Regions from separate parts of the Homo sapiens genome. Here region 1 is linked to region 2. A link is a contact called in ENCODE Hi-C or POLR2A ChIA-PET data. All regions are on one chromosome and are shown on one strand. The core of a region is the stretch at or near the end of the contact, and the rest is flanking DNA. Distances in the headings are between cores, read along the strand shown. Region 1 has its middle 88 kb from the start of ADRB2. Region 2 has its middle 86 kb from the start of HTR4.

Region 1 (5,312 bases), core at 763-3,262, 170 kb after region 2:
TTGAGTATCACCCCTACCCACCACCATTTAGCAGGAGTTATCACAATGATTTCCTAATCCAGAGAAAAGGCTTCTGCAATACAGAGAGAAAAGGGATTGAGATCCCAGAGGGAAGTTACTAGAACAACCAGAAAGGGAAGCTTTCTATTGGAAGCAAGGATTTCTGGACACAAAACTTTCAGTACTGAAATCAAGGAAAGTCTTGCATAAACTGGCCTAGTTGGAAGGGACCTTAGAGATCATTGCCCAACCCCCTTTTTCATAAATACAGCCCCAGAGAGGGCTCACATTCACACAGAGCCTGTGGCAAGGCTACACCTGGAGCCCAGGTCTCCACCTCCACCTGCAGGGCCCTTTCCCCTGGTGGTGCTTTCTTTCAGTGCCACCTTCTTCATTTCCATAATTACAACTAATTTCTTGGTACTACCCAAAGCAGGGAGTTTTCTAACATCGAATTGTTAGATAGGAGGGATGGCAATGTCTCCCACAGTCCTGTTTCCAGGTGAGGAGGGTCCTAACGGAGCCATAGCTCATCCCACAAGTCCCTGCTGCCCTGCTCAAGGCAGGCTGCACCTCCCAACTCCTTGACTTGCTCTCTGGCAGCCTCCACAGTCTCTTTGAGTAAAAGAAGGCTCTCACCGAAGCCTGAACCAGAGAGTTTGCCTCTCTCTTTTCCTTGGGCTGCAAACAGGTACAAACAAAGACCCAAAATAAATAAAATTCTTTTTCTGTGCCACCCTTAGCACAACAGGGTGAGAGGGGAGAGAGCAAATGCTTAACTGGAAAAACTCAGGGACAAATCACCTGGAGCTCCTCCATCCACCTGCAGATGGCACCTCTGGTTTTCCTATCCTCTCACTCCTTAGAGGAGTGAGTAGTGAAGTGAGCAAATGATTTCTGACCCAGCCCTCCTGGAACCGGTGGTCCGAGAGTGCAAGGCCCTGGTGTGAGGAGTCCCACGCATCTGGAGATGCATGCTTCCCGAAGGATGATAAGATCAGCCTGATGGACGGACAGCTACACCTCCAAAGACTTTCAAAACAAGAGCACAGAAAATGAGCAACTTCTCCTGCCTCTCCTAAGCCCCAGGCTGCCTGTTTACAAATTTTCTCTCCTCTCTCTTCTCATGCCTGAATCTGTTCAGGAATGTTACATCCCAGCCTTTCTGGGATGACTACACGTCACAGTGGCAGCCATTGTAATGCCTCACATCCCGGAATGTGGCATCCCTGAATGAGTCAGGCAGGAGTGCCGGCTGTGAGAGAGGATAGCCTGCCTCATGCTGCTTCATCCTGGGATCATGGGGCTCAGGCTACTAGATGATGCATTTCAAGATTCCCGAAGGCAACATGCAATTTATTGTCCAGTTTGATGGAGAAAAACAGAGAAGTGGGACTACAACAATAATAATTTCACTTTCATCACCTTCTAATTTATAAAGTCCTTTCATAGCTAGGCCCTCAATTGACTGGTACAATAAATATCCTTGTGAGGAAAGCAAGGCTGGTAAAGCGCAGAGGCTGGAAATGCCTCAGGCCTTGTGCCTGGTAAGGAGCAGACAGGACCAGCAGCTGAGATGTTGGCATCATGCAGACTTCAGGGCTCTTCCCATTGCATGGTCCATGTCCTTCCTTCAGAAGCAGGCATGCTGCTTAGTCTGTAACGTAGACTGGCAAATGCACGGAGGTTTTTCCAAAAGGCTGAGGTAGAGGCATTGCACACAGCAGTCAGAGACACCGACGTGGGGGTTGAGTAGCCCCCAGCTGAGTCCTGGCCCTGCTTTCATTGACTTTGACCAAATGATGCTACTTAAATTCTGACCGTCAGTATCTAGTTTTAAAATAGATACAATAATGTCTACATCATAGATGTTTACATTAAGAAGATAAGGTCTTGGAGACAGTACAGCATAGTGGCTGAGAGCTATAGCGCTGGTGTCAATAGACCTGGATTCAAACCTCAGGTTTGCCTCTTGCTAGCAATAAGTCACATCACCTCTCTGAGTTTCAGTTTCCTCATCTGTGACATGGAGATAAAACCTCTACCTGTTTCATAGGGTTGTGAGGACTAAGTGTGATAATATATGCAAAATAGCTTATCTAAGTGCTTGGCAGGAAATAGGCACTTGATAAATACTTGCTGAATGACGAACTGAAATGACTGGCAAGGCTGGGATATAAAACAAAGACTGAATAACTCCAGAGCTGGGGCTCTTAACTTTCATGGAATGCTGGTTCTCAAACATGCCAAGCACCTCCCACCAGATAATTGGGGTGAGAGGCATTCTTGCAATAGCTGGGTAATTATCCTCAAAGCCCCTTCCAATCCTTAAGCATCCATGAGTTCACCTACTCTCTTGGATGCGTCCCAAAGGCCTTCAAAGAAGAGGAACTTGGGGAAGGAATGTAACCTCCATAAGAGCTATGTCTCCACACAAGGGGAGAATTGGGCTAACACACACACACACACACACACACACACACACACACACACACACAGAGGTATATCTGGCCCCATTCTACCACCAAGATGAGAGGTTTCTGTCTTAGAGACCGTAGAGAGATGCTGCTGTATGAGAACACTGAGGCCCAGAGAGGTGAAGCAATTTTCTTAAAGCTGCACAGCCAGAGAGTGGCAAAGCCAGAACTGGAATTCAAGCCTCCTGACTTCCAGCCCCAGGCTCCCTGCCACTGCCTCCCTATTTACACAGGCTTTCATAATCATTAGGGCACAGAATTAGTTCAGCACTAAGCTTTCAAAATCCACATGGTCCCTCCCATAGGTCCTCTTGAGGACAAAATCACTCAGGGATAAAAATGTATTAAGTCTTTTGAAATGGCAGAGGAGGGTGTTCCCTCACATAAGAAATCCTGAGGACACCAGAGTTGAAATACTGATTTGATCAGCGGATCATCTGGGCCCCATCTCTTGTGCAATTTTTGTCTTGTTTGGTATTCAGATGGTGGAAGTGTCAGGCTTCTGAGCCAATGCTCTCTGACAAGTGCATTTTACATGCCTCTGCAGCCCTGACCGAGGAGTGGCAGGCCTGAATCAGTTCTCACCAGAGGTTCGGAGAAATAGGTTGCTCTGATCCCCAATCAAATCTATTAGGAGTTGTCCCACCAAACAAGCCTGTGAATTCCAAACAGTGGCTACGTTCTCACTGCCCTTCCCACCTAGGTCACTGGCCTGGCTGGACGACAGATTCTGGAGCCCCAGATTGTCAGTGCTGGGCAGAGGCTCAGACATGTTTTGACGAAACTCCATACCTCTCAGCTGCAGGAACTAAGGCCCAGGAAGAGGAAGGGACTTGTCCGAGGTCACACTGTGGGCTCGAAAAGTGAGAGTTTTGTTCCTTTGGCCCACAATCTCCTTTGATCCTAAAGTGGTAGCCTGAGAAGTTCAGATAACAGAACATGTGACAAAGAAGCCAGAGCTCCAGGACAGTGAGGAGAGAGAAGAGGCACCAAGCAGCCCCTTAGTGACTGAGCTTCTAGGAGCACCTGGCACCCAGAAGTCCCTGTCCCCTGACAGTGCAGGTATCCTAGTGCCTAGAGCCAGATGCTTACATAACACGAAACCACACCTACATCAAACACACACACACCAAAACCAGAAGTGACCTTTTCTCCTCTTCACGCCTCCCAGCATCTGAAGCTGGATCTCCTGCCCAGATATGTCAGCTGGAGAATGAACAGCTTAATTTGTGATTGGAGACATGTAAGTTAGATGCAAGGAAAGACAGTCCCAAGTTTTGGAGCTGAGTGACGTTACTAAGGAATTTCCTTCTTTAGAGAGTAGTTTAATTTCAATGTTGGGTATGGTTATCCGAGAACATATAGTTCCAGAATTGAATAATCTATAAAGTTTGCTTGAACTGAGTCATTTGCTTCTGTTGAGATTTGAATTGGAGTCAGAGAAGTTTTTTGTTTTGGTTGCCAGGAGTGGAGTCTTACCCTAATATATAGTCCTTGGAAAGACCCACTTAGACACAAACAACAGCCACCACCCCTCCCATCCAAAAAATTAATACTTGGATGTGGGTCAAAACTGAGCACAGAATAACAAAACACGTGCTGTTTCCTAAAGTCACCTTCAGGAGCTGCTGGTATAGGAAAACTTTTTGTCTCAAAGACAAAGAATAGCACAGGCACCTCCATGAATCAGGCTCCAGAAGCTACTACCCGTCCCCCTTCATGAATCAAGGTACGAAAACTTCAGACTTTTGTGAGAAAATGTTTTAAAACAAATCCTTGAAGTTTAAAAAGAAAAAGAAAGGTGTGCTTTTCAGAAGATTATGCAATGTTCTAAACTACAAACAGCAGGAAAATTTTGTCCTCCCCAAACTCTAACCTGAGCATGCTTATTCTTCCTACTGTAGACTCTCCGCGATGGTAAAGGACCAACGAGGTACTACCAGGAAAGAGTTAGATACACAGAAATCACTCAGTAAATGTTTGTGTTACAAATAAGGTCAAGAAAGTGAGCTTTTTATGCAATTTAAACTAAAAAGTCATCCTGTTCAAAGCTTGGAGAGGTGTAGGAGAAATGAATGTCTGATCTAAATTGACTTTCAACCAAGACTGAAAGTGGCTGTTACTGATCCTAAGCACCATAACGCAACTAACATTTATTGAGTGCCTCCTGTATGCCAGGCACTGGGCTAAGTGCTTCATCTTGGCTACCTTATTAAATCCTCAGGATAACTCTGTGAGCAGGTAATTGTTATTAGCTCCAAATTACTGGAGAGGGAATTAAGGATTATGGAACTTGAATAACTTGCCTAGTAAGTAGCAGAGCTGCTACTCTGGGATCAGAACCTATGCCTTCCAACTTCACAGCCTGTGTTTTTTAAACCATTATGTTCTACTCCCTGCCAATTTTAAAAGTCTCTTATAATTGAGTGAATTAGGGCACTGGAAGAGAGGGTTTTTTTTATTTTCACAAACTAGCAGGGACTACACTTTAAGCTCATCGTGTGTTGCTGAGTGATGAAATTTGTCTCTGAATCTGGTTCGGGGAGTGCTGGCATTCTTCATTCCACAAACATAGGTTCATTCATTCAAATCCATATCAGCACCCAGAATAGGATTTGTACTAAATATAGGGTATGTGGAAAGAAAAGACAAAGGGGCTACCCTCAGGGATTTCCCAGTCTAGTAGAGGGAACTGACTTGTTAATCAGTTACCACCATTCCATTGGGTAGCTGTGGTTGTAGGTTTGTGTGCAAGGTCCTTTGAGGACCAGGGCCAAAGGAACAATGTAACATGGTGGTTATTTAAGTTCATAGATTCTACAGAAAATCAGGCCT
Region 2 (5,364 bases), core at 2,801-5,300:
GGTGGGACTGACCCTTCCCCCAGTTGGCAGATCCCATCCCTCTGGCCACAGTGATGGGCCACGGCTGAGAACAGGACCCAGTTAGAGCCAGTGAAAAGACTTGAGAACTGTAACTGGACTTCTGAGGGAGAAAGGTTATCTGTTCAATAGATTTGAGGTCATGAGCATGTGAGGCTTGGAGCTGCTCTAACCATCTTGCTGTCACGAAACAGCCAGCTATGAAGTAAAGCCAATACATGAATGGAGAAAAGCAGAGCAAATATAAAAGTAGACACACTGTGTCTCAATGACATTCTCTGAACTCCTAGATCAAACTGTGCCCCAAACCAAAAGCCACCCCTGGATTTAAGCCAATGAATTCCTTTGCTCATTTAAACTGGTTTAAACAGGACTTTTGGTCACTTGCAAGGGTAATAATCCTAGCTACTATACTCACATCTCTGAACCTTAATTCCCTCTACTGCAAAACAGCTGTTTTGTGGGTAGTAATTACCATAAGAGAGCATAACGGTATTATCTCTTTCAGGAGTGGCCATAATTCCAAGGTAGCAAAGACAATTTTTCAAAATGCCAAGAGCTGCTTTCTTCATTCACTAAGCATCATATTTTCAGCATCTTGGACATCTTACATGACAGCCTTTAATACATGTAATTATTATTGTTCACATGTAATTCTGCATCCCCAGCTGATGTCTCTCTTCTGAGCCTCAGATGCCATATCCATCTGAATGCTGGACACCTCCACCTAGATGTTTTCATCTCAACCTGGCAGGTCCAAAATTGAGTGGATCTTCCCACCCAACCCCAAACCCCTATCATGTTCCCAAGCAAAACCCAGCTTCCCAAGCCTGAAACCTACAAGTTGCCCTTTTCTCCTCTCTTTCTTTTTAATTCATTCCATCCACAAGGCTTGATAAGTCTGTTTTCAAAATAGCTCTCATACTTTCACCTTTTTCTCCAACTGTCCTGACAGTTCTATATTAGGGCCACCATTATCTCTTGCCTGACCACTGGAAAATATTTCTAAAAGATTTGAAGATGGCTCTCTCCTTCTGGTTCTTAATGCAGTTCCCTCCTTTCGTCCCTTTGGGCTTAGAATTAGAAACACCTCTGCTGCCACTACCCCTGGGTGACTGCATCAGCCTTTGTGCCTCCTCCTTACAAGCAAACCGTCTCTGAATTGTTCTAATTTGAGGATCCCATCTCTTTCCCATTGGGATTTTAAACCCTATAGATCCTTCCATGAACACTTTCCTCCCTACAGTCTGACTCCTGTAATGACTCCTTCTCCCTCCCTTTCCTCCTTTCCTAGACGTCTGCTTACATAGCCTAGAAAGAAGGAGGGAGGAGAAAGCGGAAAGGCTCATGGTAGCAGGGCCAGTTTTGACTTTTAAGAAGCCCTGGGGATTTGTGGGGGGAACAGTGTTCTGGCTCCAGCTATTGCTGGCAATCTTTAGAATGTGGCACTAGATCCTCTTTGTCCATTGTTTGGGGTTCTACTTGTCAATACTGGAATAATAGGAAAAGTGTGATATACCATCCTATCACATATGGCCGTCTGCAGCGGGACTTAATGAAGCTTTCAAATACACAGAGGCCTTGTCACCATAGCTCTTTCTAATGCTAGTCAATACTTTCTATGTATTAGGTTTCTTGCTAAAGCTTTGCCTTGAATGTTTACATGCGGGCAATACCCAAGAACCTAACTGGAGGCAAGACAGGTGAGGGAAGCAGGACAAACACACCCAGTCTGACCCAGTCGATAATGAGTTTTCTACATCTGAGAATGTGATATTTGTGTAACACGTTACAGTTTAACAGGAGCTTTCATCCCCCTTTAGCTGGCACATGGCTGAGTAATCAATATATGTTTTCGTAAATGATTGAATGCAACTATAGAGTCATTTTCTCCTCCTCAAAATAACCCTGTGAAGTAGGCAGTGCAGGGATTATTATTCTCACTTTACAGAAAAGGAAACCAGGGCCCAAAGAAGTGAAATAGTTTCCTGAGTCCACGTAGTCAGTGACTGTATGTGCTCAAACCAGAACCAGCAGTGTCAGGCACCCATACTAGCTCATTTCAAAAGTCAGGAAGTCAGGAAGCAGGACGGTATTCTTGATAAAATAGGGAATTGGATTGGATCAAGTGCTTAAGTGTCTTCTCAGTATTAAGTCTCTATTCCTAGCCTCCCTCAATAATCTTACAGCACAGTTGGGAGCTGCCATGGAAGGGGATGGTAGGCAGAAGTTCAGGCTGCTAACCAGCTGGGAATTGAGTAAAAGGAACAAGAGAAAGGCCTTCTGGTGCCAAGACTCTGGAGAAATGTTTGTTGACTTTTGGCTTTGCATTGACTACTTCCAACTAGGCTTTGAAGCTGACTTTTTGATCCCAGGGCTCCCTGGGATGGGTGGGGGAGCTCATGACATTGTTGCTGTGGTTCTCCAGGCAACCACAAACCCTCAGTAGCTCCAGGAAGATGCCTTAATTACGTGGAAAGCGATGAGGGAACTACAGAGAAAACAAGAGATATCTACAAGGAAAGTGGGGCAAAAACAACAAGAATCTAAAGGGCAAAACAAGAGAGGCCCCAGGGGCGAAGCAACAGCCAGCACAGCAGCACTGTGAGGATGTTGATGGTGCCTCTCCTGGAGTCCTTCAGAATAAACTTGTCCCTTATAAAACTGAACTAGAAAGTGTCTAAAGGAATGAGAGCCCTAGCTCTCAGCCAAGTCTCCTAAAATAAGTTTTAAGAGATGGAGTGATGTTCTAAAAACACAGACCTAAATATTCACTCCCTTGCTCATAAGCTCTCTTTGCTCCTTGTTACCCTCCAGATAAAGTCTGTGCTCCTCGGCAGAGCTCAAGGACACTATTCAGTTCCTCTCCATGCCCCATGACTCTCTCGAATCTGGTCTGGGCATTTGTGCAAGGTTCTCCCTCCTTGGCAAATCACTACTTATCTCAAGGTCTAAGCTTCAACATTAATTTTTCTAGGAACATCCCCTCGATCCTATTCCCATCCCCATATTAGGCACAGTGTTCCTTCTGTATGTTCCTACAACATCACGATCTTTCATAATGGCCACATCGCTGGCACCGTTAGGTGCATGTCCGTCCCCTTCTCAGATACATCTCTCACATGAAGCAGAGGTCCGGGCACTTAGGAAGTGCTCATTAAGTATCTGTTGGATAAATAATAATGAGAAACAGTCAAAATCTCTAAAAGAGCCTTCTGTTTCACCAAGCAAAGAGGAAGGAAAATAACCAAGTGTGGGACATTGAGCAAAGAGATTATTTTTAACAGGAACAGAAACCCAGACAAATAAATGGCCCTTAATTTATGTCAGGGTTATCAAGAAATATATTATGCCCTTGATAATTGTGCAGTTATAATTACTTCTTCTGGAAACTGGGCTTTGTTGGAAGAAAGATTGGAGAGATTTGGAGATAAGTTTCCTTAGGAATAAACATGGAGAATCAAAATCCACCAAATGCCTGGATATCTCGGAAAAGAGATCAAACTGAAATAAGTGAGTGGACAGAACAGCCAATGTGGGTCTGACAGAGTAGCTGCGTCTAAAGGGGCAGCTGCTTCTCAGCTCCAGCCAATTGTTGAAATGCAAGAATACCAGCAGCAGCAGCCAAATCTCGTGACTGTCCCAGAGAGGACTCAAGTCCTTGTGGGGTGTGTACGTCTGCATGTGTGAAATCCTCTGGGTTCTAAATCTCCCCAGCTTGTTTACATTTTTAATAGTTACTAATCAGTCCAAAACAGCAAGTTGTATGAGTCCCAGAGATGCCAGGGTTTGACCTTCGCACCAAAAAACCTGACCTCCCATGGCTCTGTTTACCGAAAACTGTCAACACCAAACTGCAAGCGCCAAAGCTCCAAACAACATGATCCACCTGCAGAAAGTGATCAATACATGAGGGACTAAAGAAGAACAGAGGTTTGTCTGGGTCAGTTATTGGCACATAGTAAGTGGGTGCTCAGTCAATAAATAGCTGTTAAATGGGATAAAGAATAAGGAAATGGTGGATGTATGTCTGCAGTTCAAGGTTTGTACCACTAGATGGTGAAGTTTGTTTTTTTTCTGCAGATGTAAGCATAGAGAAATAAAATACTAGGATAGTTTTATGGATACATCTACAAGCCATGAGTACATAGCTCGGACATCCCACAAATGCTAACAGCTGTTTTCACATCGTCTTCGCTATTCCTCCTCACTTCCAACTCCAGTCAGCTCCGGATAAAAATAAAGTCATTAAAAGTAGCTGGCTTTCCTTGATATGAGAAGGACCATGTTAGAAATAGAGGATTACTAGAATTATACAACCTCCCAAGACTGAGCCAGGAAAAAGTTCAAACTCTGAACAAATTACGAGTTCCTAAATTGAATCAGTAATAAAAATCCTACCAACAAGTAAAAACCCAGGACCAGACAGATTCACAGCCGAATTCTACCAGACATATAAAGAAGAGCCAGTATTATTCCTATCGAAACTTTGCAAAAAATGGAGGAGAAGGACTCCTCTCTAACTCATTCTATGATGTCAGCATCATCCTGATTCCAAAACCTGGCAAAGACTCAACAACAACAACAAAAAAGGAAACTTCAAGCCAATATTCTTGATGGATATCTATGCAAAAATCCTCAACAAAATACTAGCAAACCAAATTCAGCAGCATATCAAAAAGCTAATCCACCATGATCAAGTAGGCTTTATCCCTGGGATGCAAGGTTGGTTCAACATATACAAATTAATAAATGTGATTCATCACATAAACAGAACTAAAAACAAAAACCATATATAATCTCAATAGATGCAGAAAGGGCTTTTGATAAAATTCAGCATCCTTTCATGTTAAAAACCCTCAACAAACTAAGCATTGGAGGAACATACCTCAAAATAATAAGAGCCATCTATTACAAACCCACAGCCAACATCACACTGAATGGGCAAAAGCTGGGAGCATTTCCCTTGAGAACCAGAACAAGACAAGGATACCCTCTCTCACCACTCCTATTCAATATAACACTAGAAGTCTCAGCCAGCATAATCAGGCAAGAGAAGGAAATAAAAGGGTTCCAAATAGGAAGACAGAAAGTCAAATGATCTCTGTTTGCAGACAATATTATTTTATCCTTAGAAAACCCCATAGTCTCGCCCCAAAAGCTCCTAGCTCTGATAACCAACTTCAGCAAATTTTCAAGATAAAAAATCTATGTACAAAAATTAGTCACATTTTTATACACCAATAATTCCCAAGCTGAGTGCCAAATCAAGAACGCAATTGAGGCTGGGCGCGGTGGCTCAGGCCTGTAATCCCAGCACTTTGGGAGGCTGAGGCGGGTGGATCT

The links. A loop is a pair of places that touch in the nucleus more often than their neighbours do. ChIA-PET counts read pairs that join two places held with the same protein, here RNA polymerase II (POLR2A). Pooled maps may share reads with other maps.
Region 1: a map of MCF 10A shows a loop between it and region 2 (13-fold over the local background). The contact joins two enhancer-like sites. A Hi-C loop is called at or near these places in 9 of 168 maps with a recorded cell type or tissue (Calu3, HCT116, IMR-90 and 6 more) and 8 of 50 pooled maps. POLR2A ChIA-PET finds 5 or more read pairs at or near these places in 2 of 52 experiments (GM12878 and MCF 10A).

The regions. Positions count from the first base shown.
Region 1 is chr5:148,912,044-148,917,355 of GRCh38, forward strand. No RefSeq gene overlaps it. Among named protein-coding and RNA genes, the nearest start is that of ADRB2, 88 kb to the left of the region's middle. Within about 2 kb of position 2,013, at least 8 of the 41 ENCODE cell types and tissues checked have a DNase peak (open chromatin) inside an H3K27ac peak, as active enhancers do.
Region 2 is chr5:148,737,386-148,742,749 of GRCh38, forward strand. No RefSeq gene overlaps it. Among named protein-coding and RNA genes, the nearest start is that of HTR4, 86 kb to the left of the region's middle. Within about 2 kb of position 4,051, at least 4 of the 41 ENCODE cell types and tissues checked have a DNase peak (open chromatin) inside an H3K27ac peak, as active enhancers do.